Linked DNA regions of Mus musculus: region 2 is linked to region 1. Evidence: chromatin contacts called from ENCODE POLR2A ChIA-PET data. All regions are on one chromosome and are shown on one strand. Each heading gives the region's core, a stretch centred on a gene start or an enhancer-like site at or near the end of the contact. The rest is flanking DNA. Distances are from core to core; before and after follow the strand shown.

The links. ChIA-PET counts read pairs that join two places held with the same protein, here RNA polymerase II (POLR2A).
Region 2: POLR2A ChIA-PET joins it to region 1 with 10 read pairs in Patski. The contact joins the promoter of Kctd12 here to the promoter of Lmo7 in region 1. POLR2A ChIA-PET finds 5 or more read pairs at or near these places in 2 of 5 experiments (Patski and embryonic stem cell).

The regions. Positions count from the first base shown.
Region 1 is chr14:101,727,188-101,732,120 of GRCm38, forward strand. It overlaps Lmo7 (LIM domain only 7), which reads left to right and starts at 2,741. Exons shown (of 31, transcript NM_201529.2): 1 at 2,741-3,038. The coding sequence starts at 2,970. It overlaps Gm9922 (predicted gene 9922), which reads right to left and starts at 2,541. Exons shown (of 2, transcript NR_168926.1): 1 at 2,325-2,541; 2 at 413-2,202.
Region 2 is chr14:102,980,606-102,985,538 of GRCm38, forward strand. Kctd12 (potassium channel tetramerisation domain containing 12) reads right to left here and starts at 2,032. Exons shown (of 1, transcript NM_177715.4): 1 at 1-2,032. The coding sequence starts at 1,835. The coding sequence ends at 852. It overlaps Mir5130 (microRNA 5130), which reads right to left and starts at 2,027; the gene lies at 1,944-2,027.

The sequences.
Region 1 (4,933 bases), core at 1,491-3,990:
ACAAATACCATCATATTTAATTGTTTTATAAAACAATCCTTTCACTGGGCAGTGGTGGTGCACACCTTTAATCTCAGCACTTGGGAGGCAGAGGTAGGCAGATTTCTGAGTTTGAGGCCAGCCTGGTCTACACAGTGAATTCCAGGACAGCCAGTATTACACAGAGAAACCCTGACTCCAAAAGCCAAATAAATAAATAAATTAAATTAAAAAAATAAAATGATCCTTTTGAGATGTTACTGTCTCCACACTTCTCAGACGATGAAACTGGAGATCTGGTATCTGATAACCTAAGTTGTTCTGGGTCCCAGGCCTGTGCACTTCTCATCCTGGGCAGCTGCCTGCAGAGTGAAACATTGGGCTCTGCAGCAATGTATTAGTTGCTTATTTTCCTGTGAGAAAACACCATGACTAAAGCAACTCATGATAGTTTATTTTGCCTCAGGGTCCATAACAGCTAGGGAGGCTTTTTAACCACACCCAGAAGACAGAGAGACAGAGAGAGAGAGAGAGAGAGAGAGAGAGAGAGAGAGCACAAGCTGGAAGCAAGGTGAAGCTGTAAACACCCAAACCCAGCTCCCAGCGACATACTTCTCCAGCAAGCCTGCACTTCCTAAAGGTTCTATAGCCCCTCCAAACAGCTGGGGACCAAGTGTTCACATACTTGTGTCTAGGGTGGGCATTTCTTGTTCAAACCACTTGTGACCACAGGAGGCATTTCAGATAGCATGTGCTTATATAGGAATCCTAAGAACTTCCTGTCCCGCTGCACTGGCAATACTGAAGCTCTGGTATTCTATGTATTTCAGTATGATATTTTGTGTCTTTATCAGGGTGGTAGCTCACACTTGTAATTTCAGCACTGGACTGGCCAACCAAGGTATGGGGATTGGCATGAATTCCAGGCCATTATAGCCTACACTAATGAGGGCTTGCCTCAAAACATCAACCCTTCCCTCGCTCCCTTAAATAAAACCATTTCGCGTTATATTAAGTTTTTACTTCATGTTTGCCAAAGACAGCAGTTTTGTGATAGAGAAAAGGAGAGAAACATCTTCCTGTTTTCTTTAACCATCCCACTCTCCTCTAGGGTTTGGCCTAATAAGAGTGTAGGCAGCAGGCAGAGAGGGATGGTCCAGTCAGTGGCCTCCTGCCATAGCAAGAATAATCCCTGAAGTTTGTCAGCCAGCTCTTCTAAGCAGACCCAGTGATTACAGCAGGCCAATTAAAAAAAAAAAAAAATAAGGCTTCGGGATAAACAGAAACCATCACCCCAATCCAGATGGTCTTCATTCACAAGAGCAAGTGGGTTCCAACCCAGCCTTTAGATCTAACTTCCAGGAGGCAGGAAGTACTGGGAGAGAAATGTGGTGAAGACACCACAAAGAAGCCATAAGACAAATCCAGAAGGCAACTTGTTTCTTTCAACACACGATGCCATTCCAAAAAAGGAAGAAGGGGCTTGAGGAGGAGGCCCTTCTAGGGTAAAAAATCCGCAATCAAACGGAATGCAGATTCTCTGATTGCCTCGAGGTCTAGGTAAGTCAGCTGCAAAGGACGCTTTGGCATCCTAGGGAAATCCGAGCCCGGTTGATTAGCAATTTTATTGGCTTTATTTAGTTACATGTGAAAATGGTCTATGATATTGCAGGATAGTGTTCGTTAAAGATGAACTGTATCCTGGGATATTTAGAGCTGAAATGTATCCTACTTTAAACCTCTCTATAGTGAGATAAGCCCAAGTGCTAATGATCATTAAACAGAAGCTAGGCTGTTTCCGTAGACAAGATTCTCTGCCATACGTTTGAAAATTTCTTTAATCACACACACACACACACACACACACAAAGAAAAAAAAGAAAAAAAAAAGAAAAGAAAAAAAGAATGAAATGTTGCGTCTCCTCCAGAAAAGAAGGGCTGATCTTATCTTCTTCCATAGGTCAAGTACCCTGGTTGGAGCCCAGAGAGTCCCCAGAGTTTCCTTGGAGAGATCGCGGGGCATTGGACCACCTGTGCACTTTGCTGGCCAGGCCCCGAGCACTTACTCAAACTCTCTGCTCACTCTGAATAACCAGTCACCTTTGCCACACCACGAAGGGTACAGGTTTTGATTCTCCGGGGGAGGGCGGGCCAATGTCCAGAACTGGGCCAAGCAGGCAGGAGAGGTGGGAGAAAAGCCAAGTTCCTTCGGTTCACCGTACCCTTGAGGCGAGAGGGGAAATGAAGCCACAGGTCTTCCCCACGGACCCACCTGCGATCGGGGGAGGAGCGACGCCAGCCCAGACTAGGGGACCAGCCGCCAGTGCCCAGGCCGGTACCCTCACCTGCGGCCGGAAGCCGGGGCAGTAGCGGGGACCGCGCAGCATCTGGGACCGGTCAGCGAGCTCCGTGGAGCCGGAGGGTAGTGGCGTGGAGGCCTGGTGGCTCCGCGTCCCCGCGGGGGAAGTTTCTTGGCCCGGAAAGGTGCAATTGTGTGCAGCTATTCCTGGTATGTCAGGCCGCAGGCAGAAGGGGCGCCGCCTCCCGAGAGAGCCCGGGACTGGGAAGGCGGGTAGAGGCGGGAAGGATGCCGGCTGGGGCGCATCTCCCCGCCCAGATAATTCTGACCAGAGAGGTGGCTGCAAGGACCCTGGCGAGGGGCAAGGACGGAAGCTGGGACCGGCCCGTAGGGGGTGGGCCGGGGCGGGGCTACTGTCGAGGGCGGTGACAGCGCTTGCGACTTTTGAAGTTCCCAGGAGTCCCGGCTCCTTCTGCACACCGCTTCCAGTTGCCTCTTCACCTCCTCCTGCTCCAGTCAGGCTGAACTTGAGCCGATTTCTAGAGTTTGGAGAAAGCAACTCCTGCAAATTCTTCTAGGTTCCTGAACTCAAACTGCACGTCGCTACAAAGGGCGGGGGACGCGTGGCGTGGGAGCTCTGGGTCCCGGCGCGCACCCACTGAGCTGCTCCTCTCCCTCTCTTGCCCTAGACATGGAAGGGATGGAGGACGCCGAGGCCGATTGCTCTGTTGCATTCGCAGAGGCTCAGAGATGGGTGGAGGTGAGTGTCTTTTCCAGTTCTTTACAGATGAATTTACACTTTCCGTGCCTGAGTCTTCTTGGGTTTCCCACCAATCTGAGCTTACGTCCGTCCGGTGACCTAGGCTGAGTAAAGAGGCAGTTTTGGGTACAGTGCAAAATTTCCCTCTCTAGTCTTCTGATGCCTAGCCCTCCTCAGACTTTCTTGCAGATCTCCCAGCGCTTGTCCACCAGGTTTGGGTATCGCACTTCCCAAAAAGCGGGGCACAGAGCTAGGCTGGGGACCTCGGGCGCATTTCTTCGGGATGCAGTTGCTTATCACGCACCTGGGTAGCCAGTGTATTCAGCACGGGGTGTGAGCCTAGAGAGTTGGGGGGCTGCCATCCTTCCCTCTCCCGCTCTCTTCCTCTCCAGTTGAGAAACTAAAATATCCTAAGCTCCTTTACAGACGGCTTGTTATTCTTCCAGCTGTGCCTCACAGACAAGATCTTCTGTTCCTTTTATTGTCACGAAGGAGAGATAGTCTCTACATGGTCGCCTTCGGACTAGCCTGTTTTATTCCGTTGCTGACCACCTAGGTGGGTTGTGCTTGTGAATGAACTCAAGGCACCCCACACCTGGGCTCTAGTACCGAGTTACAACTCTAGACTTATGAGGTGACTTTCCGGATGGGTCAAAAGAATCCTTCCCAAAGTGGGACTCAGAATAACTGATGGTTATAAAATTGTTGCCCACACCAACCCTGACGTCATTTTGGAGTTAGTGGTGCCACATGCTGTTTTATCCAACAGCTAGGGAATTTAATTCAGGGCCTGGGACATGCTAGATAAGAGCGGCTACTCCTGAATCACGCCTGCAGCCCCTCAATCTACCTAAAAATTCAAATTAGGCTACTAAGAATATAGGGGAAGCTAGTTCTTTAAAAGTCATTTTATTTTATGTTTTAAAGAAATACATGTAGGGTCCCACTAGCTTGAGGACCTGCTTTTGGGTCTCTAGCACCCGTGGAAAAAAGCCATTGCAACTCCAGGACAGGCAGGGCTGCTGAGGCAGAAGTATTCAGTGTGACTTAGCCAAAATGGTGGCTTCCAAGTATATACCCCAACCCCCATCGGAATCTACATCCACATACATACCTACAAACACACACACACACACATACACACACATACATACCTACAAACACACACACATACATACCTACAAATGCTCACACACACACACACATACATACCTACAAATGCTCACACACACACACACACACATACATACTCACACATACCTACAAACACTCACACACACACACATACATACCTACAAACACACACACACACACATATACATACCTACAAATACACACATACACACTCACATACATACATACCTACAAACACACACATACTCACACACGCTCATACACACACACACACACATATATATATACCTACAAACACATACACATACATACACACATACACACCTACAAACACTCACACACACATACACATTTTAAAAATATCATGTACTTATGAGGAAAAAAAATAAATGTTAAATGTTATACTTCTGTATAGTAAGAGGGCAGGAGATATGAGTGACCTCACTTTCTAGATGGTAGAAGTGTCTCAGATGGTAGCTTTTGGTGTCTTTAAAGGCTGAAACTTTGAGCTGTGCCAAGGTGACTTGGAGAGATGGGAGGAAGGGTATGGAAGGCTGGGAGAAGTTACAAACACTGCATTCAGAATTGAAATGAGAGTGGAAAAATCCCAGCAATGGAGTTAAGAGAAAAAATAACTTTGCTCCTTCATAAACCTGGAAAAATCAAGGCTTTACCTGTAATTTTCCATCAGTGGTGTTTGCGCTGCATGGTTTCAGAAAGCAAGCTGAAGTCACCATTCACTTTTTTCATATGAGTGTATG
Region 2 (4,933 bases), core at 782-3,281, 1.3 Mb after region 1:
CTACTAACCACTCCTGCGTTACTGGGTCACTGCCAGGTGACTTCTAGAAGCGCTGCCTCCCGCTCCCTGCCTGCTCCTAGCCTAGAAGCCTTAACCAACAAAACCTAAAGCTCGGCAAACAGCTGAAGAGAAAGGGCGCCTCCGCAGGCAGGAGGATTGCTTTCTACAATTTTAAGCCACAGGAGATCTAATGTGTTGGGGGTAAATAGAACTCTCCCCTGTTGCCAGTACTAGAATTTACTTCTACCTGTAACTTTAAAAACAAACAAAAAAATCTCTTTATTTACAGTCTCTGAACTGCGTCCTTGGGGTCTTCCAGCATACGGTCTACCATTCAATTGTCTAAAACTCTCTTTCTAATGAGGGTCAAATCTCTAACAACCTTTTAAAGCACTCTCTCCACACAGCACTCTCAGTTCTGATCTCTGAAACCGCTATGGAGTCAAAGGGTTTAAGATGTCAAGGACTCGTCCGAACTGCACGCCGGACACCGTGCAATCCGATTCTGATCAATTCAGTCATTCCCAGGTACTTGGTGACTGTCCCACTAGATCACGACAATCTGGGGGAAGGGTGGTTGGAGGCCAGGAGTAGAGGAAGCATGAGTGAAGGGCTACATCAGAACACTCTCTCGGCTAGTGGGGTCCAAAGATGATGAAGACGCCCAGAGGATTTGTGGCTGCAGATTCGCAAGTGGGGTGCAGACGGGTCTGGGTGACCTACTAGGAGATCTGGGGGTGGGGGCAGAAGGAATCGGGAAACAGGGAGGAAGCGAGGGCATCTATAATCCTGTCCCCCGAGGGGAGGAAGGGAAGTGGGCACCGGAGTGGCGAGGGGCGGGCGTGGGGAGCTCACTCCCTGCAGAAGACGTACTCGGTGTAGCTGGTCCAGATCTTGTCCTCGCTCTGGTCGGTGCTGCTAGCAAAAGCGCAGGTGCCCGTGGAGCTGCACGCCACCATGTGGAAGCCCGACTCGGACAGCTTATCGAAGGCCTGCTCTAGGAAGTTGAACTTGAGGTAATAGCGGGAGGTGTAGCGCTCCGGGGGCCGGTCGGGGTCCCGGCTCTCATTCAGGGTGTCCCCAAACACCTCCTTGGCCAGCGACGTCTTGCCGCACACGGTGATGCGCGCCACCCGCCGGAACTTGGCGTCCGCCTGAGCGTCGCGCCCGATGGTGTAGGAGCCGCGGTAGCCGATGGTGATGTAGCCGGAGCGCCGGCTGCCGTCCAAAGACTGGGACGGCGTGAGCAGGGGCCCCGCCGCGCCCCCGGACGGGCTGCGGCTAGCCAGCTCCAGCGTGGGCGAAGGCGCCCCGGCCGAGGCGCCCTCCTGCGGCTCGGGCTCTGCGTAGCCCAGCGGCAGCAGCTCATCGCCCAGAGAGCCCTCCTTGTGCACCCCGCGGCGCGAGTGCGGCGGCGGTGGCCCCGGACCGGGTTGCTGGGGCGCCCCGAGGCGACGCACGAGCTCCGGCAGCTCGAAGTACTCGGCCTCGCGCTGCAGCCGGCTGCGCTCCGGGAAGTAGTCGGGCAGCACGAGCTGCAAGTCCCGCAGGTAATCCAGGATGTAGCGGAAGAGGAAGCCGTCCCGGTCCAGAAAGAAGCGGCCTTTGCTGTCCCGGGCCAGCTCCTGCGGCTGCTGCTGCGTGAACATACGCCAGAGCAGCGAGTCGGGCACGGACACCACGGTGCAGCGCCGGGTCACATACACCTGCCCTCCCACGTTCAGCTCTACGATGTCCGGGAAGAGCGGCGGCTCCGCCGAGGACGACGACGAGCCGCTGCCACCTCCGCCTCCGCCCCCGTTGGGTAATCCTCGGGTGCTGTCCGCCAGAGCCATGGCCAAAAAGAGGTGGCCCGGATGGGCCAAGTGGCAGGGAGCGGGGTCGCGATCGGAAGCCCCAGCGGCTCTTATCGGGGAGCCCTGCGCTCAGGCGGCGGCCGGCCACTGAGAGCCGCGCGGTGCGAGCGCGCAGCAGTGCGCCCACGAGAGCCCCGGTGCGCTGCGCCTGCCTCGCCCGCGCGCTCCAGGCGAGTGGCGGGTCGCGGCCCGCGCGCCGCTTAAGTAGAGCCGCCCGCTTGGGCGGCGCGGCGCGCAGGAGGCGGTGGGCGGCTGCGGAGCCGCTGAGCTCGCTCCCGGGGCGGGGAGGGCTGGGGCGGGGTGGGGGTGGGGGAGGAGCGGGGAATGCATTTGCATGCTAAACGCTGACGCGGCTCGGGGCTGCAGGCTCCACCCTGACCCGCGCGCTCCGGGGGACGACCGGACTGTCACCGCCCGTCCGCCCACCCGCTCCGGGCCCAGCTCCTCTTCCTCTTCCGCAGTGGGTCAGAGCCTCCAGGCGCTTCTCCAGGAGGCTGATCACTAAAGCGATCCTCTTGTGTTCCCACCTCCCCTCCCGCCGCCCTTCTCGGCTGACCGCAGCCGGCACCCGGGGACTCCAGAAGGGGTTGGAAACTTTCTGGCAGAGTGGAAAAGCTTGATTGCCTGCGGCTAGCGCCCTCTAGACCTACCCGCTTCTAACAGTGCAGAGCGCTGCTGTTGGAGATCCATCCCCGGGTCTCTGGAAGTTCTGAAGAGACACTAACTTGGAAAGGATGCACCGGTCCCTTCAAGTCCAGACCACCCAAAGGTTTTTCACGTGACTATGTGACTAGCGTATAGCCTCGAAAAATCCCTAGAAACCACAAGCGAATGCTTCGCGAAAATGCTCTGTTAGATTATTTTGCGAGAGCATAAAGTCTTTGGTTAGGAAACCACAACACAGTACTGCAGTGAGCAGAAATGACTAGGAGAGGAAGTTGGGTGGACACAAAGGGGGGGGGAGGGGCTTACACTGCGTGGGCAAGAAAAGCTAATAAGCGCCTCCAATAGTGGGACGTGAGGCCTCCGGTTGCTTTCAGCCATCTGTAAATCGCACCAGAAAATTCCAATCTAATATTTTCTTTTATTCGTATTATTAGTATTTAATGATTTTACTAGTATTTCATTATTTTACTAAAATTCCGCTGATGTTTTATTTGTTCCTTGAAATGTTAATGCACGTATAGAAAATAATTTACTTTTAGCCCATGCATAACTGTTCTAAAGGTCCAGTAACCCGTGTTCTCCTCCTCCCTCCATCGTTCTCTTCTGTACTTTACAAGACCGTCCACCAGAGAAGAAAGGCTGTGTAGGTCTGAAGGCCCTTCAGATTTAGCCATGCTCTCTATGGACTCCTACTTGTTCAGCGTTTGGAGTCATGCACAAATTTCAGCCCACAGAATTCTGCCACTGCCGGGAAACCTTCCATGGTCTCCCAGGGGAATGAGACAGGTTGCTCTTCAAATTCCCATCTTTGCACTTGGCACGTTCTGAAATCTCAAATTTGTGGTCTGTTATCTGATCGTTGGTTTTTGGTGAATAAATAGATAAGGGCTTCAAGAAGCCCAAGATAGAGGAGACTCTGAAAAACCACAATTTTAATAAATGCTCTTATACGTTGCTGGGCATCAGGCTGTGGAGAATTCAAGGCTGACTACCTACATCTCCTTTAGAGCAGCCAAGAGGCAAAGGGTTGGCCATCTGAACAGTTATCAGATCACTTTGAAGGACAGGCTGTCAATCACAATAAGCCCAGAAAGATCTTTGTCTTAATAATGATGTCTACCCTTTGTGCGACTGTCCAATGAGCTTGATAGTCTTCTCACGGATGAATGTCATTTTCATTTCTGAAATGTTTATGTCTGCCAAACAATTACTGCACTCGTGTCACAGAGCTGAAATAAGATCAGGCCCCAGACCAGCCTGCTTAATTGCAGGCACAGATTTCTGATACTGAATATATTTCACCATTCTTCAACTGTTCCTTGGGATAAATGATAGATGACAGGAAAGTTCCGAGTCCCGACACTGAATGTGATATATCAGCATCTCAGGCCTGACAAAACTGCCACTTTTCTGTAAGCCCAAGAAAAGACTTCAGTGTCACCTTGGCACAACTGGGTCATTGTTCTATGCTGCCATGTCTCCCTTCAAGATCCTTCCCGTCTTAGGGTCACTACCTCTCCACCACCCCTCAAGACCAAGCCAACATTACCTCATGTTGACCAAGCCAACATCACCTCATTATCACCTCAGATCACTGCCTGGACCTCCAAACTGCCTCTACTCTAGCACCCATCAGTCTTCCATCACTAGACCAAAGAGAAGGATCCAGTCAGACCCTGTGTTGTGTGTTTCTTCCCACGTCACACATGAGCAAAACCAAAGTCCTTCTAATGATGTGACAGATGCTTGCTTGTTTCTGACCCACACATGCTTCTTTGACCCATGCCATAACACTTTGCAATGAATGTGCTGGGTTCTCATGCCATTGGCCCTTCCCCTCTCTCTTTCCTTAAATGACTCGTCATCCCCCACACTGTGTCCCACCCCTTCCTTCTTCCCTTCCCCAGGTCCCCTTTGCCCATTACCCTGTTCAATGAAGTGCAGCTCTATTCCACAGCTTTCTCTTCCCTGCCTTCTTTGTTGAAAGTCTCTTTCCCTGTGTCAGAATGTAAGACCCAAAGAGGTCAGGGATATTTCTCAGCTCTGTTCATTACTATATCCTTAATATCCAGAACACAGCCGGGGCTCTATAATCTTTTGATAAATACTTTGATCATTCACTTATTCCCTCTGTAGTCATTCAAGGTCTACCACCATGTTCCAGGAAGTGTGTTCAGAATAATCACTGCCCTCTTAGAGCTTATACTACACACACATACACACACACACACACACACACACACACACACACACACACACACACACTGTTTGGATAATAATAAACATCACACGTACCAAAAATAATTCATGAAATGAAATAAAGGGACAATGTGAACATCACTCCTGCTGTAGAGTATCTGAGGAAGGTGTCTCTGAAAATGATGCTGGAAGAGCCCCAGCACATTCAAGAA